Regions from separate parts of the Homo sapiens genome. Here region 1 is linked to region 2. Evidence: read pairs that join two places in POLR2A ChIA-PET (ENCODE). Cell type or tissue: HepG2. All regions are shown on one strand. Each heading gives the region's core, and the rest is flanking DNA. Links, peaks and the distances in the headings are about the cores only.

Region 1 (8,375 bases), core at 70-8,069, 140 kb after region 2:
AAAAAAAAAGAAAAGAAAGAAAAAAAAAGAATTACAACCTAAGTGTCTTGTAAACAGGCTCTTCCTAGCTCCAAAATCTGGACACAAGAATAATGGCAATCCAAATATCCTGCTCTAGCCCGCCCTTCTTACAGACAATGGAACTGAGACTCAGCACGCTAGAATAACGGCACATGCCTCTCCCTGCACCTCCAGCCCCTGGGACAGCGGAGAATGCAGCTGCATTCTGGATATAGTTTAAAGGTGGAGCCAACAGAACTTGCTGATGGATGGGATGTGGGCTGTGAGAACCAGTGAGCAGTCAAGGATGCCTTCAGGGTGTTTGGCCTAAGCAAGGGAGATGGAGAAGCCTGCTGGGGGAGGAAGTTTGGTGGTGGTGGCCAGGGCTGTGGGCGGGTCGGGGGAAGGGGGTCTAAATGCTTGCTGGATGAGTGGATGGATGTGTCGCCCTGGCTCTCCAGGGGGCCCTAGACACACACTTGCTTTCAGTCCAGTCGGCTGTCCGGCAGCAGAGGAGAGGCCCATGCTGGAGATGTCAACGTGACATCGCACACGTGTGAGTGGCCCCAAGGTGGACGAAGTTCAAGGACTGGGGCTTGGGGTTGTCAACATTAGGAGGTCCTGTCCAAAGTTCATGTTTTTCTTCTTTCATGAAATGTCCCATTTTTTAAAAATTTTTATTCTTTAGAGACAGGGTCATGCTCTGTCACCCAGGCTGGAGTGTAGTGGCACTATTATAACTCACTGCAGCCTCAAACTCCTGGGCTCAAGCAATCCTCCTGCTTCAGCCTCCTGGGTAGCTGGGACTACAGGCAGGCACCACCATGCCCAGCCCCAACTTTTAAGTATCAGCAACAAACTCAAATTGTAATAAACCTCTGTAGGTTCCCCCAGATACATCCATAGACCCCACTTGGCCTGAGACCTCCTGCTTAGGACCTGTGGTGTGGGTCTGGAGTCACACTGCCTAGATCTGAACCTGGCTGTCAATTCCCAGCTGTGTGCTTTTAGGCAGGTGACTTAGCCTCAGTTTCCTGATCTGTAAAATAGGAATAATAATAGTACTCACCTTTTCGTGTCATAGTATGGGTTCTCTGAGAGTCGTGATGAAAAGCTATTTGTGATGGATTTTACTAGTGACCAAGGCTGTTGATAGCAAAGGGGAACAGTGCACTGGATTTTGAGTTCACCCTGGGGTGGGATCTATCTCTGCCATTGACAAGCCGTGTGACCTGGGGCTGGTTTTAGACCTCTGAGAAAGTGGTTTGTTGCTCTTGGAGTTGGGAGCTGGCCAGGATGCCTGCTGAGGCCTCTGAGCCGCCACTGACCACCCTCCCTCCCTGCCTCTCTCCTTCCAGCCTCGCCCACCTGCCACCTCCCACCCCTTTACCCTGCAGCCAAAATGATCCTTCAAAAGCACAAATCTCAGCATGGTCTTTTCCTGCCTGGAGAAAAATCCTTGTTGGCACCCCACTGCCTTCAGGACAAAGCTGGAGAGCCTTAGCCTGGCGCAGGGAGGTGGGAGGTGGCCCTCACCTCTCTTCTGCTATCTCCTTCCACCAACCCTGCTCAGGTACCAGCTGCACACAGCCCCTCACCACGCCTCAAAGGCCCCATGCCTCTTTGTACCCCTTCCCCCTTCCTTTCTCCACCCGCCCCCTGCCTTCCCATCATCCTTCCAGCAGCTCCTGGGCCCTGCTATACCTTGGGTCTAACCACTTCTCTCCCCCAGTGATCCAACTGCCTCCCCATGGCTTCCCTGCCTCTCTCTCACCCCTTCTTCTCCATAGCCCATTTTCCACGAGCAGTCAGAGGGATCATTTAAAAATATCCTCTGGATGGTGTCACCCGCCTGCTTAAAATCCCTCTATGGCTGCCTGTTTCACGTGAATACAGCCGCCACCCCATCCGTCCCTCCAGCACGTTCAGCATAGCCTCCCCACCATCCTACACACCACTGCCCACGATGCCGGCCGCCTGCCTGCCTGAAGACCTTTGCACAGGCTGTTGGCCTTCAGAGGTGACTTAACATCGCACCTTCAGCAGAGGCTCCCTGTCCACCACCCTTTTCACAGGCACAAATCACTCATTCAGGAGGCAGCCAGGTCTGCCTGTTGACTTTGTAACCACAGTGCCTGACCCTGGTATCTTTTTTTTTTTGTTTTTTTCTGAGACAAGGTCTCCCTCTGTCATCCAGGCTGGAGTGCCGTGGCGAGATCTCGGCTCACTGCAACCTCCACCTCCTGGGTTCAAGTGGTTATTGTGCCTCAGCCTCCCAAGAAGCTGGGACTACAGGTGTGCACCACCACACCCAGTTAATCTTTTTTTTCTTTTTTTTTTTGTGACAGAGTCTCGCTCTGTCATTCAGGCTAGAGTGCAATGGCACGATCTCAGCTCGCTGCAACCTCCTCCTCCTGGGTTCAAGCGATTCTCCTGCCTCAGCCTCCCTAGTTGCTGAGATTACAGGTGCCCACAACCACACCCAGCTAATTTTTGTATTTTTAGTAGAGACAGGGTTTCACCATATTGGTCAGGCTGGTCTCGAACTCCTGACTTCAGTGATCCACCCACCTGGGCCTCCCAAAGTACTGGGATTACAGGCATGAGCCACCGTGCCCAGCCCCAGCTAATTTTTGCATTTTTAGTAGACACGGGGTTTCACCATGTTGGCCAGGCTGGGTATCACCCTTTCTGGTGGCAGAAGTGCCACGCATCCTTCAAGACCCAGCCCAAATGTCACCTCCTCTGTGAAGCCTTCCTTCACGCAGCCCCACTCCTTGCCCTGTTCCTGAGGGCCCTCTGGATCATTCTCTCCTATTGCATCCCCTGATGGCAGAGCCAGCTGAGCTCCGTGGTGGCTTCCCGCGAGCTTTATTCTTTTCCCTTTTCCCCACACTCGACATGGTAATGATCACTAGCTGGCGAGCTCCTCAAGGCAAGAGCACCACAGCAAGAGAGCTCGTGTTTATCGAGAACGGCTGTGTGCTCAGCGCTTTCCTGCATCCTCTAAAATCCTCACAACCCCGTGAGGTCGGTTCTCCTAAAAGCCCCACTTTAAAGAGGAGCCAGTGGAGGTTTAAAGAGGTTAAGTCACGTGCCCAAGGTCACCCTGACACCAGAGCTAGAGCTTGGAATGAATCACGGCAATGACTTATATATAGCACCTTCCACATGCCAGGCACTATTAAGGTGTTTCATCTTCACAAAAACTTTCACTGCAGCTTCATGTTATGGCTGGGGAAACTGAGGCATGGAGAGGTTAAGTAACTTGGTAAGGTTCAAGAGACGAGTCAGAAGTAGAGTAGGGGCTGAGCACAGTGGCTCACACCTGTAATCCCAGCACTTTCAGAGGCTGAGGCGGGAGGATCTCTTGAGCCCAGTAGTTCGAGACCAGCGTGGGCAACACAATGAGACTCTGTCTCTGCAAAAAAATAAAAAGATTAGCCAGGTGTAGTGACACATGCCTATGGTCCAGTTACTTGGGAGGCTGAGGTGGGAGGATTGCTTAAGCCTTGGAGGTCGAGGCTGCAGTGAGCCGTGATCCTGCCACTATACTCCAGTCTGGGTGACACAGCGAGACCCTGTCTCAAAAAAAATTTTTTTAAAAAGAAGTGGAGTAGGATTTGAGCTCAGGCTGTCTGGCTGTTGGTCATCTCTTGGTCATGCTCTCAAATGTCATGCTGTACTGGCCATTGTAGCCTTCTCCCTCTGACCTGCCTGAGCAGCTCTCATTGTCTTGGTGCCCCCGAAACCTGGACTAGCAGCTAGCCCGAGGAGGCACTAGTTAGTGACAGTTTCAGGAATAAGGACACAGGTAAGCCAGTGGATGCGGGACCTTGCCCCAGCCATTCTGAAGCTCTGTGTCCTGAAGCCCAAAGATATGGCCACCTGTCTCCTGGGCTTAGCGCCCCCCACCACCCGCCTGTCCAGACAGCCTCAGGGAAGGACCAGATCCATAAACATGAGGCTCTACTTGGGCTGGGAGGAGTGCTGGGCACTGTACAAGTCCTCAATATTATTGCTTTATTGTCATTTAAATGGAGCCTGCCTCAAACAGGCCACCCAGTTCTAGCCACCAGCTCTGGACAAAACCCCCATTGAAAAGCCAATTACAATCACTCCATCTAAATTGTCATGGATTTGTATAGAAAATTACATCTCCATTTAGTCCTAAAGCGACGTCCTGGGCATGGACAGAGGGGAGGCTGGCCCATTTACCCCGCCAGCTCAGCGCGGGTGCCGCGGGCAGACAGAAAGCCCAAGCTGCTGGGTCTTGGCCGGCCCAGGAACAAAGGCCAGTTTGTGGGGGCCCAGAGAGAAGCTGGGCCTCTGAGGGCAGCTCAGATTCCAGGCCCGGGCCGATGGACCCTGCACCGCCAGCTGGTCTCTCCTGCTGGCGGCTGTGGCCAGACGAGCTCCTGACAGCCGGCTTCAGGCGGCCCATCAGCCCCGCCACCCCCACCACCATCCAAGGTGGCTGGAGCTTGGCTCATGTCCACACTACCAGGAAATGAAACTCAGGGAGCACTTGACTGGGATCCTGAGATCTTGGTTTCATTCATTCACTCACTGACACATTCAGTGCCTGCTAGTAGCATGAGAAAGGCAATAATGTAGAAGTGAGCTCCAGCTTCAGAGTGCCCTGCATTCAGTTCCAGACTCTGTCCTCAGTAGCCATGAGGCCACTTGCTTATTCCTTTAGTTTTGAAATAGTTGTCGAGTGCCTACTGTGTGCCAGAGAACAGGACAAAATGGTCTTCACTCTTGGCCCTTAAAGTCCAGTGCCCTGGGGAAAATAAACAGGGGCTGACACGGGCTAGTATCCCCATTTCACAGAAGTGTAAGTAGGCAGCTCAGAGGAGCTGGGCATGCTATATGCAAGTGAGAAGGGCCTTCTAGCCAGAGGGAATAGTGTGTGTGTGTGTGTGTGTGTGTGTGTGTGTGTGTGTGTAGGGGGTGGCGAGGCAGGCTGGAGCAGCACTGTGGCATGACATGAGATCGGTGGGGCAACCTACAGACTGTGGGCCTCTTCTCTGAGCCTCGGTTTCCTCATCTGAGGAATGGGGGCGATGACCCCAGCTGCTGGGGACTTGGACAAGGGCTCAGGGAGATAATGTGTGCCAGGTGTTCTGCGTGGAGCTGGGCATGGGATGCTTTTGGCTAACCAGGATAGCCTTACTTAGATGACACTGTGGGCCAAACACGGACCGAGGGCTTTCCACACATTCACTCCTAACATTGACAGTCCCATGTGGCAGGGCTAGGATCCCCATCTCACAGATGGGGAAACGGAGGCAACAGCACAGGGCAGCTAATTATTTGTTCCTGTTCCAGTCATTCTGATTATGGGTTAGCCCAGGGCCTCCACAGAGAAGACCCTCAAAAAGGATTTGTTGAATCAGTGAATGCATCTGGAAGGTCGGTGCTGGGCAGGTGTGGGGGCCGGGGAGGAAGATTCCCGTGTACATGTGTGAAGCTGTGTGGAGTGCTGTGGGATTCTGAGCATGGCTGTGGGCCTGCGTGTAATTGTGTGTGAGACTGTCCAAGGACTGCAGATGGTTGCATGTGTGAGGCTATGTCCATGTCTCTGTGACCTTAACTGTGTGTGACAGTCACACATTGTCTCCCTGAGTCCTTGCCCAAATGCCCAGTGGCCACAGTGGCTCTGTCAGACTGACTGTGTGTGTGTGGCTGTGTCAGACTGTGTGTCACGGCCTACACACATCTGTCTGGGCCCAGAGGGACACTTGGCACCCTTCCTGGGATGGCTGGTGGGCCCAGAGGCTACCTCAGGGCAGGACAGGCACGTGCAGAGGCGAAGGGGTCAGAGTCCCCAGCCTCCCCTGCCCAGCCCAGCAGACAGACCGGCAAATGGAAAAAAATGTTCACACCCGAGGCAAGCTGGTGGCTGCCCCACCAGAGACTGCTCTGTGCACAGAAAACAAGTTCTTCTGGTATCAGCTTGGCAGGAAGTGGCTTTTGGGTGGCAGGAAGCTGGATTCAGCTCATATCAGCCCCGGCCGAGGGGCAGGAGAGCAGTTATCTGGGGTTAAACAGAGTTACTGAGAAGTGGAGCCCCCAACACACCATGCCCGATAGAGTTGAGGGCACAGCCTACCCCTGGTGGCCCTTTGGAATGATGGGTGGGCGGTCTTGTAAAGATGAGCCTCAGGCCCCAGACAGAGCTCATTGTCCACCTCTCATTTACTCCCATTTAGAAGATATGCAGACTGAGACTCTGAGAGGCAATGACTTTTCCAAGATCACCAGTTAAGAAGAGAGACAGAAGGGAAAAAGACCGCAAGAAATTTACATCTAGAGACGAAAAAGCCAGGACAGAAGAACAAAGAGAAGAGGAGCGATGGGACAGGATGGAGCTAGGAGTCACATGAATGCAGACAGCAGTGAGGCTGCACCATGGGAAGGCCTGTGTGTGCCCACCATGTGCAAGGTCATCACGTGGACGTCACAGCTGACCTTGAGATCCTGAACCCATTTCCCAAATGAGGGGAGTGAGACTCAGAGAGCCTCACTGGCTGAGTGAGGCCTGGAATCCAGTTCTGATTCCAAAGCCCAGGTTCTCTCACGTCATGCCCCCGTGCCCAACTTCCAGGGAAGGGAAGTGGCTGTTCTAAAACAGACACCCAGTTCCACTAGCTGCTTGCCTGGGTGCTCGATTGAGGAATTCACTCAGCTGGCCCATGGAGAGCCAGGGTTCAAACCTAGGCAGGATGGCTGCAGAACTCACGTGCTTAACCACGTGACAGGGTGTGCCCAGTGCTTTGCTGGAGCAGGCAGAGAAAGCCATGGCCCTGCCCTTGGGCTGGGACCCAGAGGGTCCAGCCACTGGAACAAAGCCCTGCAGCTGGCAAGAAACTGAGTCTCCCAACGCCCAGCCCTAGACACTCTGTGCCGCCCCCCACCCCACCCCACCCCCACTGGAGCCCCTGGGCACTGGGCTCTGGTCCTTCTGCTCTCATCCCAAAAGCAGCTCTCAAGCTGTTCCCTGGCTGAGATGCTGATTTGAAGCTCGGTTTGCATGTCGTTTGCACATTACTCAGTGTATGTCAGAAGGTACGAACATCTCCCTTTCCGGGAGAGGGCTGCCGGGCCCCCCTGCCCTCCTCCAGACAGCAAAAATGCCAGCCGGCTAGACGGGAGCGACGCCCTGGCCTCTGACGGCACCCGCCTGCCGCTGCCTCCCCCATTCCCTCCTGGAGCCAAATTTAGGCAGCTCTGCTACTGAGAGATGGGGAGAGCGGAGGCAGGAAACGGTGAGGTTGGAGGCAGCCTGGCCTTGGCCCTCCCAGAGTGGAGCAGCCCCAGGGGTGCCCCTGTCCCTAAAGCTCTGGGTGCAGTCTCCCCCCACCCCTCCTCTCACTGGAATGCTGGCGGGGTTGGGGAACGCTGGGTTCTCAGCTGCAGCCCAGGGTGCTGGCTACCCCAGCCATGAAGGAGGAGGGAGGGAGGGAGGGAGGGAGGGAGGGAGGGAGGGAGCGAGGGAGGGAGGGAGGAGGTCATGGCCGGGGCAGTGGGGAAGGGATCAGATAGCCTCCTCCTGCCCCAGACACCCGCCGCCACTGGGGACACAGAGCCGGTTCTGCTTCTTGGACACTTCCTGCCCCTCCTTGGTGTGCACCCCCCAACCCTGGGCCTGATTGTGGGTGGGGGGCAGGGGACACAGCCAGGCCTGAGGGGACTGAACCCTCCCTGCCCCCCAAAGGCTCTCCCAGGCCATCTCTGACTCAGGCCAGCCTCGCACCTGAATGGTCTTGGTTCACCTACCTGGGAAATGGAAGGGGTGGCCTAGAATGACTTCCAAGCAGCTGCCTGCACTGACAGTAGGAGCTTTTGGGAGGCCTGACAGAAATGAGGGTTGTGGGCTGGGTGTGGTGGCTCATGCCTGTCATCCCAGCACTTTTGGAGGCCGAGGCAGTGGGATCACTTGAGGCCAGGAGTTCGAGACCAGCCTGGCCAACATAGGGAAACCCTGTCTCTATTAAAACTGCAAAAATTAGCCAGGCATGGTGGTGTGTGTCTGTAATCCCAGCTACTCGGGAGGCTGTAGCAGGAGAATCGCTTGAACCCAGGAGCCGGAGGTTGCAGTGAGCCGAGATGGTGCCATTGCACTCCCTCCTGGGCTACAGAGCAAGATTCCGTCTCCAAAAAAAAAAAAAAAGAAACGCGGGTTGTGGCAGTGGCTTTAGGCCTAGAAACTTCTTCGATTTCTCAGGTATGGCTAGGAGAGGCAGCTACTCACGATGCTGGGACAGAACCTGCGTGGGCTGAACTGAGGAAAGGAAGAAGAGGTGTGTGCTGGATTTCAGCCACCACGAATCCAGGGGTGGGACTAATGGAGCCCAGTAGTTGGTATC
Region 2 (8,375 bases), core at 352-8,351:
GACGCTGGGTTACAGTGCCTGGGGAGGAGAGTTAGTGAGTCGCCAGAGGAGGTCCCTCTGCGTGGCTGAGCCCCACAGCGCTGGGTCAGGGCTAGGGAGTGGTCTGCTTTGCCCTGCTAGGCCCAAAGACGGGGAGTCTCAGTGTCTCCAGGCAGGCGTTTGGGCCACACTTTCCCTTCACATGGACTTTGTGTAGCAGGAGATCAATATGCTGCCTCTGGCCTCTTTGGAGAGGCCCGTTTACCTGCTGTTGACTAAATAAAGGCTTAGAGAGGCTTATGGAATAAGGCGGCTTTCACATCAAAGGGCTCTTACAAAACAGCCCGGTGATGAGTTAAGTACGAATGAATCAGAAACAGATGGACTCAATTTCCTAGAAAATACCCCTGGGCTTCAACAAGAAGAGGGAAAGTGCTCGGCCAAAGGCATTGTGGGTTTTTGCTGATCCTAAAATATGCTCGATGATTTTGCCTGAAATGAGCTGAGATGCTGGGAATATGTCGGCTCCAAGTCATGAGAAACTCTGGGCTGGAGCTCTGCCAGCACATCAGCTGATTTCCAGCAGCTCTCCAGCTCGCCTTGTGGGGCCTGAAGGAGACCCCACTGACTTGGGGCCACTCTGGGTTTGCAAGGCCTGGACAGAAGGTACTGGCAAGACCTTTCTTTCTCTCTCTCTCTTTTTTTTTTTTTTGGTGAGACGGAGATTTACTCTTGTTGCCCAGGCTGGAGTGCAATGGCGTGATCTCGGCTCACTGCATCCTCCGCCTCCCAGGTTCAAGCAATTCTCCTGCCTCAGCCTCCCGAGTAGCTGGGATTACAGGCATGTGTCACCATGCCCAGCTAATTTTGTATTTTTAGTAGAGACGGGGTTTCACTGTGTTGCCCAGGCTGATCTCGAACTCCTGACCTCAGGTGATCTGCCCGCCCCGGCCTCCCAAAGTGCTGGGATTACAGGCGTGAGCCACCGCACCCGGCAAGACCTTTTTTTTTTTTTCCTGCATCAGTTTCCTGATGATAAAATGCAGGAATCGTTTTCCTTTGTTTGTTTTTTTCTTTTGAGACTGCATCTCATTTTCTTGCCCAGGCTGGAGTGCAGTGGTACGATCTCGGCTCGTTGCAACCTCCACTTCCTGGGTTCAAGCAATCCTCCTGCCTCAGCCTCCTGAGTAGCTGGGACTATGGGTGCTTGCCACCACACCCGGCTAATTTTTGTATTTTTAGTAGAGACAGGGTCTCAGCATGTTGACCAGGCTGGTCTTGAACTCCCGACCTCAAGTGATCCCCCCCACCCCCCACCCTGGCTGCACAACAGCATTTGAGGAATGCTTGAAAAATTTCACTGTTAGGTCTCCAGCCCAGGCTCTTTAAGATGAGGATCTCTGATAGCAGAGGGGCCTGGCATCCTTGTTTGCAGAAGCTCCTCAGGGAGTTCCCCTGCATGGCCAGGGGTTCTCAGTGTTTGGTGCACATCACAATCCCCTGGGAGCTCTCCTTGCCCCAGCCTGGACCTGTGAAATCAAAATAGGATGGAATGGGTAGTGATTAGGACATCTGTGGTTTTTTTTTTTTTTTTTTTTTTGAGATGGGGCCTTGCTCTGTCGCCCAGGCTGGAGTGCAGTGGCGCAATCTCAACTCACTGCAACCTCTGCCTCCTGGGTTCAAGTGATTCTCCTGCCTTAGCCTCCTGAGTAGCTGGGACTACAGGCGTGTGCCACCACGCCTGGCTAAGTTTTTGTATTTTTAGTAGAGATGGGGTTTCACCCTGTTAGCCAGGATGGTCTCGATCTCCTGACCTCGTGATCCGCCCACCTTGGCCTCCCAACGTGCTGGGATTACAGGCGTGAGCCACTGTGCCCATCTGTGCTTTTAACAGGCTCCCTGGGTGACTCTGATGTGCACGTACGTGTTGAGAACCCTAGATCATACACTTTGGTTATATTTGCCTGGGCTTCTAATGGAGGTCTGGGTCCTGGTGGCTGCTTTGTAAATGCTGATTAGAGATTGGTAAGAAGGGGGAGACCCTCCTTATGAAGCAGCAAGTGTTTGAGGACCTCTGACACTCTTGGCTGTCCTCTTCACAGAGGAGAACAAAAATGATGGCAAGGCCGGGCGCGGTGGCTCACGCCTCTAATCCCAGCACTTTGGGAGGCCGAGCGGGCAGATCACTTGAGGTCAGGAGTTTGAGACCAGCCTGGCCAACTTGGCAAAACACCATCTCTACTAAAAATACAAAAATTAGCCAGGCGTGGTGGTGTGTGCCTGTAATCCCAGCTACTTGGGAGCTTGGGAGGCTGAGGCAGGAGAATCACTGGAACCTGGGAGGCAGAGGGTGTAGTGAGCTGAGATCACGCCACGGCACTCCAGCTTGGGCGACAGAGTAAGACTCTGTCTCAGAAAAAAAAAAAAGGCAACAGTTTATGGAATGTTTTACTGAATGTTCCCATCCACCATCAACAGGCCCCTGCCCTCTGGGAGTTCACCTGTGTGGTGGGTGGAACAGCCCTGCACCTGTGTTCCAAACTCCTAGCTCCAGCCTCACCCTGCAGTGCTCTTCTGAGCCTCTCTCTACTGAACATCATAAGAAGGAACAAATGAAGAAGAGGTGTTCTGATCGTGTAACTGGTTAACTTTGTGGTATGGTCAAGAGGATAGAAGGTGCTTGAGTGCTAGCCTAAGTGGTGCCAATTGCTTACAGTGAGAAGTCATTTAATTATTCATTTAACAAATATTTTCTGAGGATCTACTTTGTACCAGGCCTTGGGAACACCAGGGTGAGCAAAATCAACCTTGTGGGTTGACTCTGCCTGGGGAGACAGACAGTAGCTGGGTAAAGAAGTCCATAATGAACTTGTTCTGTGAGTTAGGATGGGAGCTGTCTTCATGCAGGGATAGGGAATAATGTGTGTGTGTGTGTGTGTGTGTGTGTGTGTGTGTGTGTGTGTGTGTTGTGGGAGGCGGATTCTTTTTTTTTTTGAGATGAAGTCTCACTCTGTGGCCTAGGCTGGAATGCAGTGGTGCGATCTCAGCTCATGGCAACCTGTGTCTCCCAGGTTCAAGTGACTCTCCTGCCTCAGCCTCCTGAGTAGTGGGGACTACAGGTGCGTGCCACCACGCCTGGCTAATTTTGAGACGGGGTTTCACCCAATTGGCCAGGCTGGCCTCGAACTCCTGACCTTGTGATCCACCCACCTTGGCCTCCCAAAGTACTGGGATTACAGGCATGAGCCACCGCACCCGGCCAGGGGGAGGCAGATTCTTAAAGTGGTCAGGGAAGGTCTCTGAGAAGCTGACAGGTGACCTAGTCCTGCAGGATGCAGAGGAGCCTGACATGTAATGATGGAAGACAGAAGGGAAGGCACGTGCAAAGGCCCTGAGGTGACAGCATGTTTTGTGAGTTTGAGAAACGACAAGGCCAGGGCGGCTGGTGAAGGAGATCAAGGGGGAGCGATATGAGGGCCGAGATCGCAGGCCCAGACATGCAGGGCTGTGATTAGGATGTAACATCTTCAGCAGGAGAGCAGCCTGCATTTTATCTCCCAGATAAGAGAGTGCATCAGGGTTTGAACGAAGGGAAGTAAGAATGACAATATGGGCCAGGTGTGGTGACTCATTCCTGTAACCCCAGCTACTCGGGAGGCTGAGGCGGGAGGATCACTTGAGCCCAGGAGATTGAGGCTGCAGTGAGCTGTGATGGCACCGCTGCACTCCAGCCTGGGTGACAGAGCAAGACCCTGTCTCTGAAAAAAAGAAAGAACAAGATGGAATGTTGTCTACATTTTAGGGACATGGACTTAAAGTTTTTTTTTGTTTTTTGTTTTTGTTTTGAGACAGAGTCTCATTCTGTCACCCAGGCTGGAGTGCAGTGGCACAATCTCAGGCTCACTGCAACCTCTGCCTCCCGGGTCCAAGCGATTCTCCTGCCTCAGCCTCCCGAGTAGCTGGGGTTACAGGCGCGTGCCATCACGCCTGGCTAATTTTTTGTATTTTTAGTAGAGACAGGGTTTCACCATGTTAGCCAGGGTGGTCTCGATCTCCTGACCTCATGATCCGCCTGCCTCGGCCTCCCAAAGTGCTGGGATTACAGGCATGAGCCACCGCGACCGGCCTGACATGGACTTAAAGTTTGACCTCACGTGTGACCTGTGTAAGTCACCACTGCTCTACGGACCCCCTTTGTGGGAGGATTGGCCCAGTTATCTGTGTCTAGCTGTGTGTCTAAGGAGCCTCTGGTCATCCACACAGAAACTGAACGTAAAGAGTGTCCGCCACGCACGTGGCTGGGACAGTGAGAACCTCTGGAAGCTGTGTCGCAGATGTTTGTTCATCATTGAGTGAAGTGGTTGCTCTTCTTGACTCTACTATTGTCCCCAGGGCAGGCGACCCGTAAATACTGATTGACGAAGGCCGAGCTGGCCTTATTTCACATCAGTCTCATTATTCTTCTTCCCAGGAGAAAGAGAAAGAGAAAGAGGTCTGCCCTGTACAGTGGCTGGGAGGAGGTGGGAGGGAGGCGGCAGGAGGCAGTGTGGCTGTGTGGCTGGAGACTCTGGCTGGTGAGGCTGGGCGCTGGGCTCTGGGCAGGTGTCATTTTTATGAATGATTTCCTGCCAGGTAGAGGAGCTGACTCAGCCGGCGGCCTCCCATGGGCTGGTGTGGGCCTGCTTTTCCGGAGCCCAATGCTAATCTGCCTGGGGCAGCTGGCTCTGGGGAAGGAAGGGCCTCCCACAGAGGGGAGGGCAACTGTGCATCTTAGCAGCTTTTCTCCCCCCAGAGCTTTTCTTAGCTTGTCGGGGTGGGCCGTGGGGAAGGGAGTACGACTCACCCAGTCTCCCCTCCCCCTTTTCGCTCCCTTTCTCCCTCTCCCCTCTCCAGCCTGCTGTCAGCCAGTTGCAGCTCCACTGCCTGCCTCATGCCTGCCTGCACTGCTTTCAGCAGATGTGTCTGTGGGAGCAAGTGAAGGCTCCCTGAGAAAACCCCTCCACCTAGCAGGTCTCTGCAGCCACCCCTGGAAGCCAGGAGGCTCCTGGGGTGGGCAGTGTTGGGGGTGGCAGCAGTGGGGAGGAATTCCACCTTTCCACCCATGCACCAGCTCCTGGAGCGCTCTCCCCAGAGATTCCTAGTGCTGGCTCTGTCATCTCCTCCAGGTCAGAGCAATCATTCCAGAGAGAAGCTCTTCTGTGCTTGTAGACAGTGTGGGAGGGTTTTCAGGCCTGTCTCAAAGCCCAGGCAGAAGATGTGTCTCTGAGCTTGGGTGTATTTGGCATCAGAGAGGGAAAGAGGAAGGGGGATTTGTGGAATGCCTGATCACCTTTTAGCCTTCAGGAATGCCTGTCTTCAGTCCCTTGCCTGCCTGGGGCCTTTGCAGAGCTCTCCATCCTGTGGACACCTTAGTTCATTGAATTCTTACATTAAGAAGCAGTTATTATTTTCCCCATTTTACAGATTAGGAAACAGGCCCAGAGAGGGAAATTCATTTGCCCAAAGTTACACAGCAACCAAGTAGGGGGATGTGGCTCCAAACCAAGTCTGCCCAGCCCCAAAGCCATTCTGTACACTTCCCTGGCTCCTGGAGGCAAAGCCTATGAAGAAGGTGAATGTGTAGGAAACTACTCTCTTGTCAGGCACCAGAAGAGAAGTGGGGGATGGGGAGTCAGGGGCTTGGGTCTAACCTGCTAACAGTCTTGGGCAGACTCTGTTCATCCTCTGTTCCTCTATGACCCCATCTATAACACGAAAGGCTTACATTGGGTGCTTCTTTTGGTTTTTGTTTTTGAGACAGAGTCCCACTCTGCCACCCAGGCTGGAGTGCAGTGGCACCATCTTGACTCACTGTAACCTCTGCCTCCCATTTTCAAGCAATTCTCCTGCCTCAGCCTCTGGAATAGCTGGGATTGCAGGCGCATGCCACCATGCCTGGCTAAGGCTGATTTTTTTATTTTTAGTAGAGACAAGGTTTCAACATGTTGGCCAGGCTGATCTTGAACTCCTGACCTCCGTCTCCCAAAGTGCTGGGATTACAGGCATGAGCCAACGCACCTGGCCTACACTGGGTGCTTTTGAGATCCCTGTTAGTGCCAACGTTCTTTCCTTCTGAAATGACCTCACCAAGGCCCAGAGTTCTGCAGGGGGCTGGACACTGGCATGCGTGGGCAATCTGACCTGCCAGAGCACCTTCCGGTGGCTCCTCTTTCACTCGCCCTCTGAGGCTTGCTCAGCTCAGAAAAGGAAAAGCGCTACTGGTTATCGGTGGGTGCTGAGCTGAGCAGGAAAAGCTGAGCCCTAATCCCAGTATTCCCTGGAAGGGTCTGCATGACCTTGGGCAAGTCACTAGCCTGCTCAAGAGAACAGGGACCATGTCCCACCTCCTGCCTCCATCCTAGGGGATCAGGGGAGATGATGGATGTCAGTGGGCTCTGGGATAAGCTTACAGAAGGAGGACCCTCCAGTTTCCTCTCCCTCAGGTGTTGATGGGATTGGGCCTGCTGTAATTATCAACACTTCTAAGCAATTTGCAGGCGGCTGCAGGCAGTGGGAGCTAAGGGGAGGAGGTAGCCTCTGGAGGGCCTAGAAAATCTTTTTGCTAGATTTAGAGCAACTGGGTCCAGGTCTCCTCCTCCTACCAGTCTTGTCTGCAGGCCAAGCCATGCCTGCTCCTGCATCCTGGTCTTTGTCTCTGAGAAGAGCTCTCACCCTACTAGCCCAGAGGGGGAAGGAGCAGCAAGGTTGCTGGTGATGCTGAAAATCAAGTTGAACGTCCTTATATGACAGCAGTTTGAACAGATCAGCAAGTTCAACCACACAGAGGTGCCTGGAAGCCCCTCTCAGTGATACCTAAGAGGGAGGTCTCTGGAACCAGCCTGCCAGTTTCTTCCCTCCAGCCCTACTCTTACTGCCTGGGGGCCCATGGGCAAGTCTCCCTGCCACGGTTTCCCCATCTCTGAAATGGGAGCAGTGGCAACTCCGGGGCTGGAGGAGTAAATGCAGCAAAGCATGTGTGTTTGGCACTCACAGTGAACCACAGTCAACGACAGCCAGCACCACTGGGGGTGGTTGCTGTCATCGCTGGCATTATGCCTCACCCAGCCCATCTCTTGCACTATGTTGGACACTGTCCCAGGATGGCGGCAACCATCTCTGTCCCCGACACAGTGCCCTGACAGGCCTTCCCATCTGAGCACCAGTTGCCTGCACTGCACTTCTTTTTTTTTTTTTTGTACACAGAGTCTTGCTCTATCCCCCAGGCTGTAGTGCAGTGGTGCGATCTTGGCTCACTGCAACCTCCGCCTCCTGAGTTCAAGTGACTCTCCTGCCTCAGCCTCCTGAGTAGCTGGGATTACAGGCACCCACTACCATGCCTGGCTAATTTTTGTATTTTTAGTAGAGACAGGGTTTCACCATGTTGGCCAGGCTGGTCTCGAACCCCTGACCTCAGGGGATCCGCCCACCTTGGCCTCTCAAAGTGCTGGGATTATAGGCATGAGCCACCATGCCCGGCCACTTCTATTTATTGTTTTTGAGACCGAGTTTCACTCTTTTTGCCCAGGCTGGAGTACAATGGCGCCATCTCGGCTCACCGCAACCTCTGCCTCCCAGGTTCAAGCAATTCTCATGCCTCAGCCTCCTGAGTAGCTGGGATTACAGGCACGTGCCACCACGCCCTGCTAATTTTTGTATTTTTAGTAGAGATGGGGTTTCACTGTGTTGGCCAGGTTGGTCTTGAACTCCTGACCTCAGGTAATCTGCCTGCCTCAGCCTCCCAAAGTGCTGGGATTACAGGCATGAGCCACCGCGCCCAGCCACTTCTCTCTTTCTTTCTTTCTTTCTTTTTTCTTTTTTTTTAAATAGAGACAGTCACTATTGAGACTGTTGCTCAGGCTGGCCTTGAACTCCTGGGCTCAAGTGATCCTCCCACCTCGGCCTCCCAAAGTGCTGGGATTACAGGTGTGAGCCACTGCACCCAGCCTGTGCTGCACTTCTCTATGCATATGTCTCACCGTCTGGATGGCAAATTCCTGGACTTCTGGGCTTCCAGAATTCTGATGCACCCCACAGCTGACACTGGCTGACATTGCTGGAAGGACATGTTAACAGTCTTAGAAGGGTGTGGAGGGGAGGCAGGGCTCCTCCCTCTGCACTACTCTGTGCTTTCTCCTCTACCTCTGGTTTCTCCTCAGAAGAGTGAGGAGCTGTGGTCATTTCACAAACCCTGTAACACTGGGAGAGGTGGAATGTGACTCAGACTGCCCAGGGAAAGAGGGGCTGCCAACCACGCCCTTCCTCTTTCCTTCGCACCTGCACGTCCTGAGCCAGTGGTTTGTGCTCCTCTGTGAGAGCTGATAAACTGGCCTATGGGGAGGCCCAGAGCCATTCCCCAT

Evidence for each region. Peaks named below come from ENCODE experiments on the same cell type or tissue, not always from the same donor. Only the 100,000 strongest peaks of a DNase experiment are listed, where the experiment ranks them.
Region 1: POLR2A ChIA-PET joins it to region 2 with 10 read pairs; 3 of 35 experiments call an interaction of 5 or more read pairs at or near these places.

Annotation. Positions count from the first base shown.
Region 1 is chr20:32,537,585-32,545,959 of GRCh38, reverse strand. All of the region lies in intron 1 of NOL4L (nucleolar protein 4 like), which reads left to right. It overlaps LOC105372592 (a long non-coding RNA gene), which reads right to left. Exons shown (of 3, transcript XR_007067563.1): 3 at 4,007-4,786. Among named protein-coding and RNA genes, the nearest start is that of NOL4L-AS1, 19 kb to the left of the region's middle. RefSeq lists enhancers at 3,864-4,369, 4,370-4,875, 6,305-7,276, 8,248-8,375. In HepG2, for the core only: a CTCF peak has its summit at 457; DNase peaks (open chromatin) are centred at 539, 2,069, 4,359, 5,799 and 3 weaker places; H3K4me3 peaks cover 475 bases.
Region 2 is chr20:32,677,817-32,686,191 of GRCh38, reverse strand. No RefSeq gene overlaps it. Among named protein-coding and RNA genes, the nearest start is that of C20orf203, 8.1 kb to the right of the region's middle. RefSeq lists enhancers at 1,592-2,091, 2,092-2,593, 3,974-4,572, 4,531-4,825, 4,573-5,172 and 3 more. In HepG2, for the core only: a CTCF peak has its summit at 4,527; DNase peaks (open chromatin) are centred at 1,431 and 4,605; H3K4me3 peaks cover 1,309 bases.